Regions from separate parts of the Mus musculus genome. Here regions 1 and 2 are each linked to region 3. The links are chromatin loops, found by intact Hi-C in ENCODE. Cell type or tissue: gastrocnemius. All regions are shown on one strand. Links, peaks and the distances in the headings refer to the core of each region. The heading gives the core; the rest is flanking DNA. Region 1 overlaps Il23r (interleukin 23 receptor). Region 2 overlaps Il12rb2 (interleukin 12 receptor, beta 2). Region 3 has its middle 13 kb from the start of A430010J10Rik.

Evidence for each region. Hi-C counts contacts between places; a loop is a spot of excess contacts. Peaks named below come from ENCODE experiments on the same cell type or tissue, not always from the same donor. Only the 100,000 strongest peaks of a DNase experiment are listed, where the experiment ranks them.
Region 1: it touches region 3 in a loop (7-fold over the local background); 16 of 42 quality-filtered maps call a loop at or near these places.
Region 2: it touches region 3 in a loop (5-fold over the local background); 16 of 42 quality-filtered maps call a loop at or near these places.

What each region holds. Positions count from the first base shown.
Region 1 is chr6:67,434,062-67,439,061 of GRCm38, reverse strand. Il23r (interleukin 23 receptor) reads left to right here. Exons shown (of 11, transcript NM_144548.1): 8 at 4,371-4,457. Among named protein-coding and RNA genes, the nearest start is that of Il23r, 55 kb to the left of the region's middle. In gastrocnemius, for the core only: a CTCF peak has its summit at 2,570; no DNase peak of the experiment used is centred there.
Region 2 is chr6:67,316,412-67,321,411 of GRCm38, reverse strand. The region is part of intron 8 of Il12rb2 (interleukin 12 receptor, beta 2); the gene reads left to right. Among named protein-coding and RNA genes, the nearest start is that of Serbp1, 52 kb to the right of the region's middle. In gastrocnemius, for the core only: a CTCF peak has its summit at 2,690 (motif pointing right); DNase peaks (open chromatin) are centred at 2,702 and 4,148; H3K27ac peaks cover 319 bases.
Region 3 is chr6:67,166,673-67,174,216 of GRCm38, reverse strand. No RefSeq gene overlaps it. Among named protein-coding and RNA genes, the nearest start is that of A430010J10Rik, 13 kb to the right of the region's middle. In gastrocnemius, for the core only: a CTCF peak has its summit at 3,852 (motif pointing left); DNase peaks (open chromatin) are centred at 3,804 and 5,665; H3K4me3 peaks cover 1,334 bases; H3K27ac peaks cover 1,184 bases.

The sequences.
Region 1 (5,000 bases), core at 1-5,000, 270 kb before region 3:
TCTTTAGGTGCTTCTCCACCACTCGATATTCCTCAGTTGACAATTCATTGTTTAGCTCTTTAACCCATTTTTTAATAGGGTTATTTGGTTCTCTGGAGTCTAACTTCTTGAATTCTTTGATATATTGGATATTAGTCCTCTATCAGATGTAGGATTGGTAAAGATATTTTCCCAACCTGTGGGTTGCCTTTTTGTCTTATTGACAGTGTCCTTTGCTTTACAGAAGTTTTGCAATTTTATGAGGTCCCGTTTAACACCAATGGCTTGTGCTGATCTAAATTCTTATAATGCAGTCCTTAGCTGACACAAAGACTGACAAAGGAAGAAGTAAGAAAAACAACCTCATAAATGTTTGTGACAAAAGAAACCCACTTATAGAAACACTGCCTTGAAAAATATTAGAGATATGGAGCTTGAAGTATATGGGAAATAATCAACAGATAAGAGAAGGATATCCATGTGTAATGACATTTTTCCCAAAGCTAACTATAATAGTAAGAATTTGACACCTATTTAAAAGTCCCGCCTAGCAACAGAAAATTTTTGAGGCTTTAATTTATGTAAAACATAGCACTAGTGCTTTAGAAAAACTGTCTCATTGTGGTAGTTTAAATGAGAATGGCCTCAATAGGCTTTTACGTTTGAATGTTTAGTCTCCAGTTATTGGGATTGTTTGTGCATTAGAGGTGTGGCCTCTAAAGGAAGAGGTGAACCCAGAGCTATCTGACTCTTTCTTTCCTCTCTGTCTCTCCTCTGTACCTGCAACTTGCAGGTCAGATGTGAGCACTCAACTACTATTCTAAGATCCATACCTGGCTGCCTGCCACCATAGTTCCCATAAGGACTCTCTGAAACTGTCGGCAACTCCTCAGTTAAATGTTTTCTCTTATCAGCTGCCTTGATGGTGGTGTCCCTTCACAGCAATAGAACAGTAACCAAGTCATAAAAATTCCTGAGCAAAGCACGGCTGATTTCCAGTTTTACTGGGAAGATCACAAGTCACAAGGAAAATTAATGATTTGTCTGGGATTATGTAATTCCAACTCGTGGAGTTATGTCAACAGTTTGCATTCAAAAAAAAAATTTCCCAACAGGATTGTGATTGAACTGATACTGTATTGTATGATCATGATCAGTATTAAGAAACCATAAGTGTGTTTTGAGTAATTGTAATGAGGCAGTGCTCATTATATAATGCTGAATGAAAAAGACACATGGTGACATTGTCAAAGCATATGGTCTCCAATAGGATACTGATGTGGGAACTATAGTTAATAACTATTACAATAAGTGTCTCTACGTTTTGAAATCCTGTATGCTCTCCATAATCTTCTGTAATTTCCACGCCTCCTATAATTAGTGTGTTTACTGAATGATCAAGAAAAACATCTGGAGAAAATAACCAGTCTGAAGATTGAAGTATTCACTGCTCAGTGCTCTAACTCCATAATACACACTGTGCTGTGATCAAGAGCCCTGTGAGGCCAGGCAGTGCTAATACACTGTGACTTGTCCCCAGAGAAGCAATGCCTTCTCTTTTGGGGCCAGACTGCTGGTGGGTCTACCACCCTGAGCTGTCTTGATGCAAAAGTGAAGCTCATGAGACTAGTGACCAGTACAAAGTAAATCTAAAAACTAGGCAAGAAGTTCCACTCTTCAACTGACATTTAGGTGACATTAGTAAGTCAGTGGCCATGTCTAAGTCTTCTTTCAATCATTCAGTAGACAGAATTCTTAGTTATGATGAAATTTTTCACATGATTGTGAAGCTCAGCAGAGAGCATGTGAGGGCCACTATGTCACCTGAAACACATTGGAAGGCACTGAACAGTTGCTTCACAGTGATGACACTTTACCAGAGGGGAACATAAAATGAACAGCCAAGGAGATCATTTGGCACCAAACACTAAGAAACAAATAGAATACATTTTCTCAAAACCAGTCCTTTGGAGTAGATTTGGTTAATTTAGCCTGGTATTTGTTGGGCTAAATAGTATATCTATGCTCTGCTTTTTGCCTAAGGATAAGGAACTATTCTTACTGAAAACAATCTAACTTCTTTCCAGACACACTGCCTTCTAGGAGGATCACTCTTATTTTCCATGTCAGTATATGTAAACTACGTAAAAAAATCTTTCCAAATTAGGAATTATCTGGGTTTCTGAATATCCTCAAATATATCCTGTGATCCAGCGTAACACTCTACTGAAGGACAGAATTGTCCCACTATTAGCAGAATCCCACAGGTAATAAAGAGATAACAGAGATAGCATGAGATTTTCCAGCTTGTTAGCTATGGCCTGGTGGTTAAAGCTGACATAAATGTTTTACACCTGTGAAAGAGTCTGTGTGTGGCTTCCTATTTGTGAGTGCTTTCATATGTTAAAATACCTAAAAGTACTAAAAATACTAATAGCTGGTGAATTAAGAGGGCAGAGTTGGGTTATTTTTATTTCACACTTCTGTTTCCTGTTACAATACCATCACCATAACTTTTGCTTTTATAATTAAAAAAAAAAAATTTAAGTATGATTTATAAAGAAACCAACTAGCCACTTGGTGACAGTATAACATGGCAAACGTGTGGCTTCATTTCAGTCCTATGCTAAAAGAAAATTGTCATAGACGATTTCTTCTCTAATAGTTCTGTTTATAAGTTATTTTATTCAGATATCTAATTCTTGGTAAAAATACCCTCTCATAATTAGGCACTTCTTTTAAATGACTAGTTTAATTTAAATGTGTGTAACTCATTGATTTGAAGCTATGATAACAGACTCCAAAGGAAAATTGTATCTACTCATTAATGCTAATAAATGTGAAATATAGTTGTTTCCATATCATATAAGTCAGTAACCCATAACCTTTTCATTGCCAGAGCAACTGAAGTTTATACAACAAAATTATATTATATTGTAATAAAAAGCACAATTTATTATTTTTAAATAAAAATGATAGTTTTCAAATAATAAAAGTAAAAATAAAAATAACATCCATGTATGTTGTAAACCTCTGCATTTGCCAAAGGGAAAATTATTCTGCATTTTAATGTTGTATTATATCTGCTTTTAAAATTCCGAAAGCATGTGGCTGCAAGTCCTTCTTGAGTAGTGAGAATTACCACTGCTCTCCTACATGAGCAAACCTGGCTGCTGGCCATGACTACATAACCTTCACCACTTAGAATTTAGTAGAATCACTTGCTAGGGTTCAGAAGAGACTTAGCAAATATTGAGAAGCTCAAAACAATTTCTCATTGCCATAACTCACAGGAAATACTTTCCTCTTTCTGTCAAAACACAAGAGAGTCCTTACAGTTTCCTGATGCTTTCATCTTCTAAAACCCCCAGCCCGTAGTTTACAGAAAACCTGCCTTTATGTTGCCAGCATACAATTAGCTTTTTTCAAATGATTGTAAAGGTCCATACAGGAATTTTTTATTTGAATATGCGTTGTCCATTTTTTAAACAAGTATCCCATGACCCACACTTTATCCCATAAGCCTTGACAACAGGAACAGCTCGAGCTGTGTAAGACACTTTTTCAGAAGGTTGAGATTGAAAAGTGACACTGGAGTAGCTGGATAGCTGGGAGCTGAGGGATGCTGGACTAAGATCCTCCTTCAGAGCTGTCTTCTGCCAAGGCTGAAGACTGTGGCCATGAAGTCACATTTGGCTGCTTCCCATGATTAGGAAGCAGGAGATGGGCGAGCTTACTCTGGAATGCTTTTGAATTCAGACTTAAAGTAAATTAACTGCCAAGCCTTCTTACCCCACCCAATTCTGAAGCTTTCATTACTGGAGCCCTGAAAGTGTAATGGCTAGACAGGGCTGGCCAAGAACCACAGGAGCAGGAAAGCAGAAGAGAAGAATTCTTAGTGACATCTCACCTCTATATTGCAACCCAAAATATCCACTTACAAAAATGTTCATCTTAGTGCAGCCAAACCAGAGACTGTCCAAAGGCAGAGGTGACACAATTTAAACCGTCAAAGAAGCTTAGGTTTCTTAGCATCACCAATTTGAAGAAACCAAGCATGGACAAGTTATTGTGCATTTTTGTGGCTGGGTGGAATTTTTATCTTGGTATTGTCTTGGTATTTGTTGCCTAGAAACCAAGAGAAATTGCTAGCCACATTGGTATTTTAAAGCCTGGTGTAGTTTTTAACTGTCCTTGCAAAAGTTCCTCTTTTGAGATGTAGTCACTGAAAAGGAAATAAGAAAATGTACACATCTGAAACCTTACTTTATTTCACCCTCTGAACCTATTAGAATGATTAAGTTTAATCATTTCCAATCAAGAGAAGACTGTCTCGGGAGAATGAGCCATCTGAATGCTAAGACCTAAAATGCTGACACTCTTGTTTCAAGTTTCCCAGGTTACAGCAAAATCATCCCACGAACCTCAGAAGATGGAGATGCTCAGTGCTACAATCTTCAGAGGACATCCTGCTTCAGGTAAACATATGCACACACTCACACTCTCGAGTGTGTGCGTGCAAACACACACACACACACACACGTGTATGTATCTATCTATATATGTAAGTATGTACACATGTATATTCGCTGAGGTATCCTCAGTTCCTCAGCAGATAACTTCCACACCAAAACTAATGTGTCAGCATTTCTTAGAAAAACAACAACTACTTACTTTCTATGGGAAAATACATTCAAAATGTGCTTACACTGAATGCAAGCAATCGTTCAGAGGTGCCTGTCTGCTGTAGTAGTGAGGTGATTACATTGTCATTTCAGTAGGCTCTGGGTCTCAAGTCCCAAAAATGTCTTTTTAAAAATATGCTACCTACCCACCATGTGCTAGGATTGTATATACATCATCTGTCAATCTCAAGAGCAACATGTTGAGATAAATGCCATGAATCTACTTCATAGATGGGGAAGCTGAAATTCAGGAAGGTTGAAAAATATTCAAATATACAAAGCTATTAGAAATAATGCAAATATTACTTTTGTGATTTCCTTTAATTTGTTCAGGTG
Region 2 (5,000 bases), core at 1-5,000, 150 kb before region 3:
CCTGATATTTTGTCCTCCACGTGGTCCATTCCATGGGTGAGGTTTTTCCACTGAGATTTTTCTTATTATTTGCCTTATTTAATATTTCACTTCTATTCATTTTTGGTTGCTTTTTGCGAGCAAAAAGCAAGATGGTGACAAGCGAGATGCCTCAGGAGCAGGAGTGTGGCATTTGCCCTCATGAGCCAGCACTCAATGTGATCCTGTAGTACCAAAGAGAGAGAGTGCCAGAGTCAGCTGAGCTACTAGCCTTTGACCTAAGGAGCTGATGGGATCTCTGTGCAGTACTGTGGTAGTGGGGTGGTAGAGCATCAGGATCATTAGGAGTTCTGGCCTTTGATCTGACAAGCAAGTTGACTCTGTGGCAGTTGAGGATGAGGTACTAGTATTAGCAGGAGTGTCAGCCTCTGATTCTGAAAAGTGATCAGCAGCAGTGATCTCCATGTATCGCCTGGGACAGGGGGTGGGGGTGAAATTTTGGGTCAGCAGGAGCACTGGCCAGTGACCAGACAAGCAGATAGGTTCTCTATATGGCTGGGGTTTGGAGTTCTGGGTCACTAAGGGTGCTGGTTGCTGACCTCTTGCGCGCACCGGACTCGACCAGCAAGAACGACGCTGCAACAGGATCCTTCTGCACACGTTGATTGGGAGAGCTTGATTGCAGAGGCGAAAAGACTTCGAGCCCAGAACTGGTGCTGCTTTTATAGGCCTAGGAGAGGCGTGTCTCATACCCGGATTGGTTATGCACTAAGCCTCATTTGCATGTTCCTCATCTGATTGGTTATACTCTCAGTACCTTACAGAACCTCATTATCATGCCTGGGCCAGGCAGTGTCTTTGCAAAAAACTTTACTGCATATGTACACATTGGTTGTTTGTCCAATCTTATGTATGGTGGCCAGCAGTAGTCAGTGCCACTCAGCAACGGCACATGTGGCTTCCCACACTGACCTGAGGAATCAGGGTCTCAACTCATTCTGTGGCAGTTGAGGGATATGCCAGGGCTAGCAAGAGTTCTAGCCTCTGACCTAATGAGAAAGCAGGAGTCTCTATGTGACTCTGTTGCAGCTAAATAGTGGTGGACCTCGTGTGTTCTTAAGCAAGGTGTTTAGCCTCTCCGTACATACTTTCATTATGAGTTAACTTAAGATAATACTAATGTACAGGGCACGAGACTATCATGAAGATTCACAAGGTAATTAGAGAAAGTGAGAGCAGCCTTCCTGTGATGAGGCAAGCTTTGTTCAAACCCATGAGGATGTCAAGTGAGCTGATAGCCTGCAGGGGAGGAAGAACAGAGGCATGGAAGATCGTGGAGTGATGCTTAACATTTTAAATCAAAATTAGAATAGGACTGTGATGCACCTACAGTCCTGACTACTAAAAACGCTGATTCGGGGCAATCAGCGAGCCTAGGAACTCAAGGCTATCCTGGGCAACACAGTGAACCCTCATCTCAGTAAGGCAAACCAACAGCATGACTGCTTCCTATTTCTCCACTTTGTACTAGGGTTGCTGAATATAAGTTATGAATTCCAAAATGAAGGTACTCAAGTTTGTGCGGGGGTTTTGTTTTGGTTTTGTTGTTGCTGCTGTTGTTTCTATATTTATTTATTTGAGGTTGTGTGCATGTGCCATTCATAGTGTGGATGCCTGATGTCTCCTTCCACCATGTGGGTGTCAGAAATTGAACTCACATCATCAGGCATACTAGCAAATACCTCTTTAACCACTGAGGAATCCTGCCAACCCAATATTCAGTTTTCAACTCACAAATTCTATGTACTTTGTATATAGCCCTAACATCAGTAGAAATTTCAAAGAGGGCCAAAGGAGAGGCCAAGAGTTGATGTTATTATCCTTATTTTGAAAGTAGGGATATTCTGTCTCAGAGTGATGAAAAGGAACTCTGTGTAACAGGTGTTACACAGAGAAGTGAGAAAACCAAAGGTCCTCCTACTGAGCATGGAGGCTGGGGATACAGCTCAGTGTGAAGAGCCCATACTAGCACGCACAAGGCCTTACTCAATCCCCAGCGTCACACATGCACAAAACCAGCAACAATCCAAGCAAGAAGAACTGTGCCTAATGCGTCCAAACACCTGAGCTTTGGAAGGGGCTGCTCTTCTTTGACATTAGCCAAACTCTAACAGTTTTTCCCTTCTGACATTAGAGCCAGCACTCTGTCCACTGTGCCACACAGCCACCTAGTTTTCCTTCTTTGCCTCGTTTGCATCTAGGGGTCAAGCTTTACTTTAAAATAAATACAACAGGTTTTATCTAAGTCTTAATAATAAATAGTTTATCCATTCAGAGGTGCCTTCCTCTGGTAGATTTTTAACTAAAAAATTCAAATCAAGTGTGTCACATTCTGAGATATGTCAAATTTTGTTCTTCTTATGTTTAGGTGTTAAGACGGTCTCAGGTTTTGTTCCCTAAGTTTATTTTTGATTCTGAGAGCCTTTACCTTAGGATTAGCCAGGGTGTTCTTCATTTGCAGTGTTTCCATACAGTGAAGAGAGAAAACTGGAGAAGGAAATCAAAAGGATGGCACTGTCTTGTAGCATGCTCTTATCATGTATGGACATTGGCCTGAGGTCCACACTCAACCCTGTTAGACGAGATCCAGGTGTTAGCAACCCTACCAAGATTGAGGGCTGCACACTCCAGATAACGCTGCTCGCCGCTGCCCACCAGAGGGCGTTCTATGCTCTCATATGTCTTCTCCCTGGGTAGGGCTTGAGCTAATTACGCAGCAGCCTGGGCTCACTCCTCAGAATGGGAAATGAGAAGACCTAAACATGACAAGAAATGTAAAGCTCATGGTTAAAAAAAAAAAAAAAAAAAAAAAAACTGTTCTTTCTCTCCCTTATCACCGTCTCAGACGAGTGCCACTGGAGTGCAAATACATTTATCTACAGAGCCAATTGGCTCGGCAAGTCGTACATCTTCAGAGTTCATCTCCTATGATTCAGAGCCTTTTGGCTCTTGGGAAAAAGAAATCGTATTCTCACCCATTCCAAATTGCTAAACTCAGGCTCTTAGCTGACGCTGTGTGTAGGAATGGGTCATAACCTCTGGGCTGGAGAAGGTGCTTTGCAACTTTGGGCTGGAAAGGTGACGGGGAATTCTATCTGTAAATTGTGGTGGCCTGAACCTCACTGTCTCAGGCCTTAGGAGCAATACATCACAGCAGAGGGAGAAAAGAAAAAAAAAAAAAAAAAACACTACAGATGGAAGCAAGCGCTCGTTCCAGAAATGCATCCCCTCAGCTGTCTCTTACACCATCCTTCCTTGCCAGCCCTATAGGTTCAAAGACAAGTGTATCTAACACAGACTGTCTGATTTCCCCCACCAAGTCTTTCCTCAGGTTAACTGTTCACGAAACGCCCCCTTCCTGCCAGAGGGTGGTTTCCGCACCAGCGTTTGCTTCATCTATGTTCTCTTTCTCCTTTGATAAAGGCCAGGCTTATTAATATGGTGCTTGCTGGTGCGCACCTATAATCCCAGGAGGGCTAACACAAATTTGAGGTCAGCCTGGTTTATGTAGTGAGTTCTAAATCAGCTAGGGTTGCACAGTGAGATCCTGTTTAAAAAAAAAAGACAAACGCGTGCTCAGGCGCGCGTACACACATATACAACTGGGGAATATGATTAAAAACACGCACTTGCTTATACAATCTTCAAACAGGCAGTGAGATTGATTGTAATGGATACCTGAAAAGATGACTTCAGGACAATGCTCAATTGTCTCCAAGAGTTCCCCAGCAGCACTGTCTTCACCCAGTACTTGGAGACCAAAGAGTTTCCCCCAACAGACTTGCATCTTACATTAACTAAGCTCCCAGAAACAGCAATGTACAAAGCTGAGCGCTCATTAATTTACAGTAAGAATGCAGCCACTAGGCCAGCGGAAGTCCTGACTCAGCACACCAGAACAGTCTTCCTCCTGTGCTAAATGTCTCCAAATCCAAATTACAATCAGAAAGCTGGTTTGTTCACTTAAAGTGAAAGAACTGACGTGTGCCATATGTTCGTGTCAGCTCAAACTCTTTGGGCAGAGAAACTGCATTATTCGGCCTCCTAGTAAGTGAGAAACCAGAGCAAGGGCATTGGCTGGACCTTGGACAGAGTCTCCTGCCGTGAACGGATAGCTGTGCCCAGAAAACTATGTCACTTAAAACCTGTAAGCCCTGCCTTCTTTCTGCAGTAGGTAGCCATGGGCACTGCCAGGGTTAGACCTGACAACTCTTCCTAGTCTGTGCTTTCATTTGCCATGACCATTGGACAAAACACTGTACAGACTGGAGAGTAATATCAGTTAGTTTCTGCTTACTTTGTAGGTTTGTTCCCAAATGATCTCAATCAAAATTTTGCAGTTTGGAACTAGGTTTCCCAGCACAGATGGCTAATTCAAGTTCCTAAGCATCAATTTTACTCGTTTAGCTCCTGGAAGTCTTGGGATGGTTGTTTCAAGCAGCATTGCATTTTCTATACGTAGAAAAGCACCCTCTCCCCCACCCGCCCGCCCACCCATGCCCATGCTTTCTGTGTTTGTTTTTCTCTGTGTGTCTCTCTGTGTGTCTCTGTGAATCTCTCTCTCTCTGTTGTTTTACAAATTTTAAAACAGAAACCCGGAAGAAGTGAATGTTTGCCTCAAGAACTGAGAGATGATAAAGTCACAGCTCAGAGCCAGCCCTCTACATTCAGATCCCACGCTTTTCCTATTAGTTGTGTTTACCATTAGTAAACTTTGTGAAGAAAGGAAAGTCAATGTGTTTTTGAAGAATTATCTTTTTAAAATGTTCACTGGTTTAACTTTATTTACTAAAAAGAAAGTGTGAAGATGTGAATCACTGAATGAAAGTGTACAGTGGAGATTGGAAGATATAAATAAAAAAGTCATACAGTAGAGTCACCTGCAGCAGGGCCGGGCAGTCCAGCCTCCGAGAGCAACCATGCTCTTGTCTGAGAGTAAGGATGTGTGTATATGTCTTGTT
Region 3 (7,544 bases), core at 1,033-6,032:
AATATATTTTTCTCTCTGAGAGTACACTATTAGTACAAATAAAATAGTACCTTTTTAAAACTTTAATTTTTTTCTTTTTTTTTAATTAGGTATTTTCTTCATTTTCATTTCCAATGCTATCCCAAAAATTCCCCATACCCTTCCCCCTTTAATTTTTTTAATACTGCAACTTTTCAGTGTTTATTAGGTCAAAGAGATTCTTAGTAATCTTATTAGGGTTTTTTACATAAAGAATCATGTTGCTTAGAAACAAATCGTTTGACATCTTCCCCTATTTATACCCCTTTCATGTCTTTCTCTTGTTTAATTGTTATAGTGAAAACTTTTAGTGCTATATCAAATGAAAGAGAGTGGGCATCCTTGTCTAGTTTGTGATTTTAGAGAAATGCTCTCTCTCTCTCTGTCCATCTTATATACTGTTGCCTAGAGGTTTGTTTTGTGTAGCCTTTATTATTTTGAGGTATGCTCCATGTATTCCCAAAGTCTCCAGAACTTTTATCATAAGGATATGTTGGACTTACTCAAATGCCTTTTCCATATCAATTGAATGACTATGTGGTTTGTAAATCTTTTTTTAAAGAACCAACTCTTTAGGCGATTTTGTCTATTGTCCTTTTTAATATCCATCTTTTTAATTTCTTCCTTAATCTTTATTGCTTTTTGCTATCTACTGTGTTCCAGATAGGCTACTTAACTGTCTTTTCAAGAGAATTGAGGTATGTAATTAGGTTGTTATGATATTTATTTGATATTACTCAGATTTTTTTCTTTATGATTATTTATTTATTTATTTATTTATTTATTTAATGTATGTGTGTACACTGTCACCCTCTTCAGACACACCAGAAAAACTCATTGGATCCTGTTATAGATGGTTGTGAGCCACAATGTGGTTGCTAGGAATTGAACTCAGGACCTCTGGAAGAGCAGTCAGTGTGTTTAAATTCCAAGCCATGTCTCCAACCCCATGATTTTTTTAATATGAGCCCTTATCTCTATAAGCTTTACTCATAGGACTGCCTTGGCTGCATCTCAGAGGTCCTGATAGGATGGGTTTCCACTATTATTTGTCTCTAGAAATTTTTGTTTGTTTATTTCTCTCTGATTTTTTTGGATGATTCCCTGTTCATATGTTGTTCACTCTTCAGTATTTTTGTGGTTTCTCTTATTTTTATTGCACCATGGTCTGATAGGATACAAACAATTATCTCATTTTTTTACTTGCTCCAGTTCACCAATAGTATATTTTAGCCTTAAAGTTTCTTTACTTGTTTTTAATTAGGAAAACCTATCTAAGTATGAGAATAGACTATCGAAGTTTCCCTCTATATTGTATCAGGATCTTTGTGGTCTTTTATGTCTTTTAGTGTTTGTTTTTATTAAATTAGGAGTTACAATGTTTGGTGCATGAAGGTTTATAATTGTTATATCTTCTTAATGAATTGTTCCATTTGTTAATATGTAATGTCCTTTCTCTTCTAATTAGCTCTAGTTTGAGATTTATTTTGTCTGATAAAAAAATAGCTATGCAAGTTGTTTATGTTTTCCATTTTCTTATAGTTTGTTTTTCATCCTTTGATGTTAAGTTTGGGGTATCTTTACCAGTTAAGTGTGTTTGTTGGATACCTTATACAGTCGTTGTTTCTTATTTTTTTTTTTTTTAAATAAATAAATCTTTTTTTTTTAAATTTTATTTATTTATTATATGTAAGTACACTGTAGCTGTCTTCAGACACCAGAAGTGGGCACCAGATCTCGTTATGGATGGTTATGAGCCACCATGTGGTTGCTGGGATTTGAACTCAGGACCTTCGGAAGAGCAGTCAGTGCTCTTAACCGTTGAGCCATCTCTCAGCCCCTGTTTCTTATTTTTTAATCTAATCCATTAGTCTGTATCTTTTCAGTGATAAGTTGAGACCACTTACATTTAAAGTTATTATAGAAAAGGGTTTGGGGGGCTGGCAAGATGGTCCAGAAGGTAAGAGCACTGACTGCTCTTCTGAAGGTCCTGAGTTCAAATCCCAGCAAGTACATGGTGGCTCACAACCACCAGGAGATCGGACGCCCTCTTCTGGAGCATCTGAAGGCAGCCACAGTGTACTTATGTATAATAATAAATTAATCTTTGGGTTGGAGCAAGCAGGGCCGACCAGAGCAAGTGGGGTTGACCAGAATGAGCAGAGGTTCTAAAAATTCAATTCCCAACATGAAGGCTCACAACCATCTCTTCAGCTACAGTGTACCCATATACATAAAATAAATAAATAAATCTTTAGAAAAAGAAAAAAAGAAAAGGGTTTGCTTTTTCTGTAAATGTGTTAGTCATTTGTTTTGTTTTATTTGATTGTTCACATCATTTTCCTTCTCATTTTAATTGAGTTGCTGTTTTGTATATACTTTCCTTTCCAAGTCTAGTTTATTTATCTGAAGTTGGGCTCTGTTTCGTCTTCCTTTCTGTAAAGTACTCCACTAAGAACTTTCTGTAGGGATGGCTTGGTTCTCATGAGTTGCCTTAATTTGTGTTTGTCTTGTTATCTTTCTGTAAGTTTGGAAAGATGGCTTTGCAGGGGATAGCAGTGTTGGTTCACAGTTGCTTCCTTTCAGAGCTTGACCTCATATCCTCAGAGATCTCATATCCTCAGAGATCTCATATCCTCAGAGATCTGCCTAACTTTCCCTCCTAGGTGCTGGCATTGAAGAAGTGCCTCACCACACCCAAGCTATTTGCTTTCAATGTTTTAATCTCCTTGCTAAATTTCGTATTTTGAACTTTTGCCTTCAATTTAACTGTTACATTCACTTCGGAAGGGTGTCTTGTCAAGGTTCTGAATAGATTTTAGCTTGTGCATCTTTGAATCTTTTATGTGATTGCTAGTTTTTCTAAACAGTAAAACTCTAAATTCTTTTTCAGACATTTCAGCTTTCTCTGTAATAAGTTTGTGTTTTCTTTTCTTTTCTTTTTTTTAAGATTTTATTATTATAATTTAAGTACACTGTAGCTGTCTTCACCAGAAGAGGGCGTCAGATCTCAATCCAGATGGTTGTGAGCCACCATGTGGTTGTTGGGATTTGAACTCAGGACCTTCAGAAGAGCAGTCAGTGCTCTTAACCACTGAGCCATCTCTCCAGCCCACGTTTGTGTTTTAAAGGGGGTTCATCAGTGAGTGATGATAGATCCTGGGTTGTAGTATATTTTTTTTTGTTGCTTTATCATGCTTTATGCTTCTGTTGAAGTGGATTTGTTTTGAAACCATGTTCTTCCAAGTCTATGACCTTGGTCGCCTCTGGATTCTATGAACCTACTAGAGCTAAAATAACAAATTTCAGACCGCTGCAGCGATGTTTGTCTACTATTAGGAGTTGTGGCTAGAGTCAACGGCCTAAAGCAACCTATGGGCGTACAGCTGTACAAACTCCAGGTCCTGCAGTGATCAGTGGGACCCCAGAATCATAACCCCAACCCCACTCTGACCTCAGAGACCTTTGGAAGCAAAGCTCCAGACTCTCAGGGAGTCCTGGATACACAGAAGCCAAACCTCATGCTCTGCACTGACCTATTAGGCCATTGTACTGAACTAGTCTCTATAATTTATTTAAAATTAAGTCATAGACTTTAGTAGAAGGATCTGTTTCTAATTCTGCAGAGAGCGAAGCAGCTCAGTAGCAGCTGCTGGGTGACACGGGTCCCACCACTGTAGGTTTCGCTTTCATTTCTCCTAGGTGCTGGGTTTTTCATGATGATTCCTAAACAAAGGCTCACTTGTTGGCAAGAGACCTGGCCAGTCCTGTACGAGCTATTTGCAAGCCAGGTGGGTTAGCGGAGATTCTGCCTGGCTCTGAGCTCCCTCTACAGGTTGGTAACAGGTTCTACATGATCCTTGCTTAATCTTATTGCTCAGCTTGAACTTTTAGCCCAGGAGTTTGAACTTCACAAATACTCTGACCCCTCAGAGCAGAAACCATTCAGAAAGCATTGCAGTGAGTGAATGAATGAATGAATGAATGAACGAATATAATCAACCTTGATCCAAGCCTGGGTTTAGCTCACATGGCATCATTTGATTTGTTTGCATTTCAGTCACAAAACAGCCAGATCTCTCCAGTTCCAGTGCACTATGACCCTTGGTGCAAACTGTCCTCAACTCTCACAGCACGGAGGAACTTGGGTCAAACCTTGTATTCGTAGGTTTGACTTCAGTCCGATGTGGCCTTTACAGACTTCGGGGAGAATATTTTTTAGCAATCACATATTTAAAGATTGTTTAGTTACAATTCACACACATTTATAAAGTAAGCAATCATAAGTTGGCACTTAATGACGCATCGGACAGAGGGAAGTACGTGCATTTTCTCACCTGATCCATATCAGAAACCTATAACGTAGGAGCAGGGCTTTGAATAAGAATTGTCCCCCCCCCCACCCCCCATAGGCTCGCCTATTTGAAGGTTTGGTTCCCAGTTTGTGAGTAGTTTAGGAAGGATTGGGAAGTGCGGTCTTATTGAAGGAGATATGTCATTGGGAGTGGGATTTAAGGTTTCAAAACCATACACAAGGTCTAGTCTCAAATTTTCTGCCTGCTGCCTGGGAATTAGGATGTAAGGTCTCAGCTACTGCCCCAGAGTCTTACCTGCCTGCCTGCCTGCCTGCCTGCCTGCCTACCTGCCTGCCACCCCATTCCTTGCAATGCTTGTGATGGATTCTCCCTCTGAATCTGTAAGCAAGCCTCAACTAAATGCCTTCCTTTATAAGCTGCCTTGACCATGGAGCTAGCCCGGGAGTGCCTTTGATCTTCAAGGGCCGTCCATTCTTCTAAGCATCAAAAGCTGCTCTTCTTTTCGTCTCTTCCTTTTGCACAGTGTCAGGAGTCACATGCACTCTGAAATCTTCATAGCAGGTTCCAACTTATGCACAGTGTTCCAAGGACCAGCCTGGACTACGTTTGGGTTCCTGAGACTGAGGTCCGAAATCCTATTAGGAAAAAAATTCTAAAAGAGCTGTGTTTCTCTCTATAGATTTTCTGACCAAATCAGAAATCCTGTTAAAAACATTCTAAAAGATTTGTTCACTCTCTAGACAGCTCAGCTCTTTTTTTTTGGGGGGGGGGGGGTTCGAGACAGATAGCTCTGACTGTCCTGTAACTCACTCTGTAGACCAGGCTGGCCTTGAACTCAGAAATCCACCTGCCTCTGCCTCCCAGGTGCTGGGATTAAAGGCATGCACCACCACTGCTCGATTGAGAAGAATCCTTAAAAAAAAGGAAGTGCTATCACTTTTTGCTAGCTCATCTCATGCAGAACAAAAGCCCAGTTTTCTATTTACATATCAATTCAGTTGTTTAGTCCAGGTTCCCTCTTAACCATCCCACAAATCAGCATTCTGCAACTTTTAGTCCCAGGATTGTTAGGAAGTGAAAGCAAGCATAGCTGAGTCCAGACAAGTTGCACTTTTCAGGAAAATGGAGTTGAAACAAGATTGATTACTGGTGGGCAGGAACGCACCAGGAGTGCTTAGATATGCATGACTTGTTAGGTTTCTAAGGCGGCTTAAAAGAGATGGGAAGCAGAAAAAGAGAGGCATCTGACTTTAGACGGGTGGGATCGTGTTCATTGGCTGACACTCACTCACATCCACGGGGGTGGTTGAGAATGCCTGGGCGTGGGGGTAAGATGGCTGTGACCCTTTTTAGGAGTGAAAATGACTGTAGCACTCTTTCCTCCCATAGTCCCTCCTCCCTTTCATGTGGATTTGCCCGGCTGCAGGGGAATCTGGGAATTGTAGTTTTTTTTTTTAGTCAGGAAACTATCAACTCTGGCTTCAATTTAAACCTAACCTCACGTTTGGCTCTGGAAGAGGAATCCTGATCAGCTGTTCTCTTTGTCCCTCTTCCGTTTTCAGCTCTTTCACTGTGAACTTGGCTGTTTTAACTGGCTTACTGGTGGAAGAACTTGGTTAGGGTTTCATGTGGCATAGACTGAAACAGACAATAAAGGCAGAGGTCTTTATGATTATGTTATGTTGCTGCAACACTGTCCTTAGCCACTGCAGCCCCGGAAGTCACAACCTGGTTTGCTGGAGCAGAAGTGACTAGCCTTTTTTTTTTTTTTTAAACCTGTTGAGAATGGAGTCTAGGGTTTTATACACGCCAGTGTTCAGCATCTCCAGCTGCTGGCCAACTGTGTTTCAAATGGGAAAGACAAGACCTTGCAAACAACGTAAAGAATAACTAGCTGGAGAAGTAAATGATTCAAAGAGGAAACACAAAGCTTCGAGTCTCCTCCAAACACTTCCATCTTTTCCCACTTGTTTGCTCCTTGAACGCCTGACTATCTCTTGCCCAGATTTGCCTCATTGTAAACATAAGGTACCTCAGGACCTTGGACATTCTAAGCCTCGCTCTCCCAGTAGTGTACTGTGCCCCGAGCCCAGCTTACTGTTTTTATGCCCTCCGTCCTTATAGCTAGAGCACCTCTGTGTACTGAGGCAGCCATCTGTGCAAACACTTGCAAAGAGTGGCCACTTACTGATCAGCCCCAAGTAGATCCAGACAATTCCTTCATGGTCAAGACTTAACGTTTTGCTAACACTGGGTGGATGACAGGAAATTACACGTATCTCCCTTGGTAATCAGAATGGTAAACAGAAATGTCAGGTAGAATTAAATGACAGCAATGAAGACATGCACAGATCACCTGGGGCGTGACGTGACATCCTGTGCTCACGACCATCGTGTGTTAGCTAATGTGGTGTTAGGCAGTGCTCTCACCCCCTTGGAGGAGACTAATCTCTCTACTTTTGTGTGTATGTGCCCTGGGATCAGAACCAGGTGTAGTGTATGCTAGGCAAGCACCTCTTAAAATGGGCTATACCTCTAACCCTCTTTGTGGTTTAATTCTGAAAGTTAATTGAAATAACCCATCTAAAGGGTTGGAAACATGGGCTAAATGCCAGGCTTGGTTTCTTACTCTTGTTTGTTTCTTTTCTATTTTTAAGATTCATTCAAAAGTCTTTAAATGGTGTGAATATGAATGAGTGTAAGTACCAGCAGAGGATGTCGGATCCTGGGCGGCTGGATTTATAGAAGTTCCGTGTTGTCCTATGTGGATGCTAGGAACCAAACTTGTGTCCTCCGCAGGCACAGCCAGTGTTCTTAACCTCCCAGGTCATCTCCTTAGCTCTCAGGCTGGGCTTTGAGGCTTTGGTTTCTCCCCTCAGAGAAATCTGCTGAGAAAGAAAACTCAATTTGACTTTTTTTTGTCTCAAGCCAGTGCACTAGGTGCTGGCTATACATATCTTATGAAATTTGAAAGGGCCCACAGTGGTGGTACAAAACACACTTTTAGGTAAACATCTGTGGTGTTGACATACCAAGGTACATGAGTCAAGTCTTACTGGTACCAGTCCCACAGTGCACACATTTGCTATTTTCACTAAAAGGTCTCTCATCTTCTCTTATAAACTTTATTATTTAAAAGGAACCTTGAAAATACAATCAAACAACACACATACACCAAAATGAAACAGCTCCAAGGCCTATATACCTCAA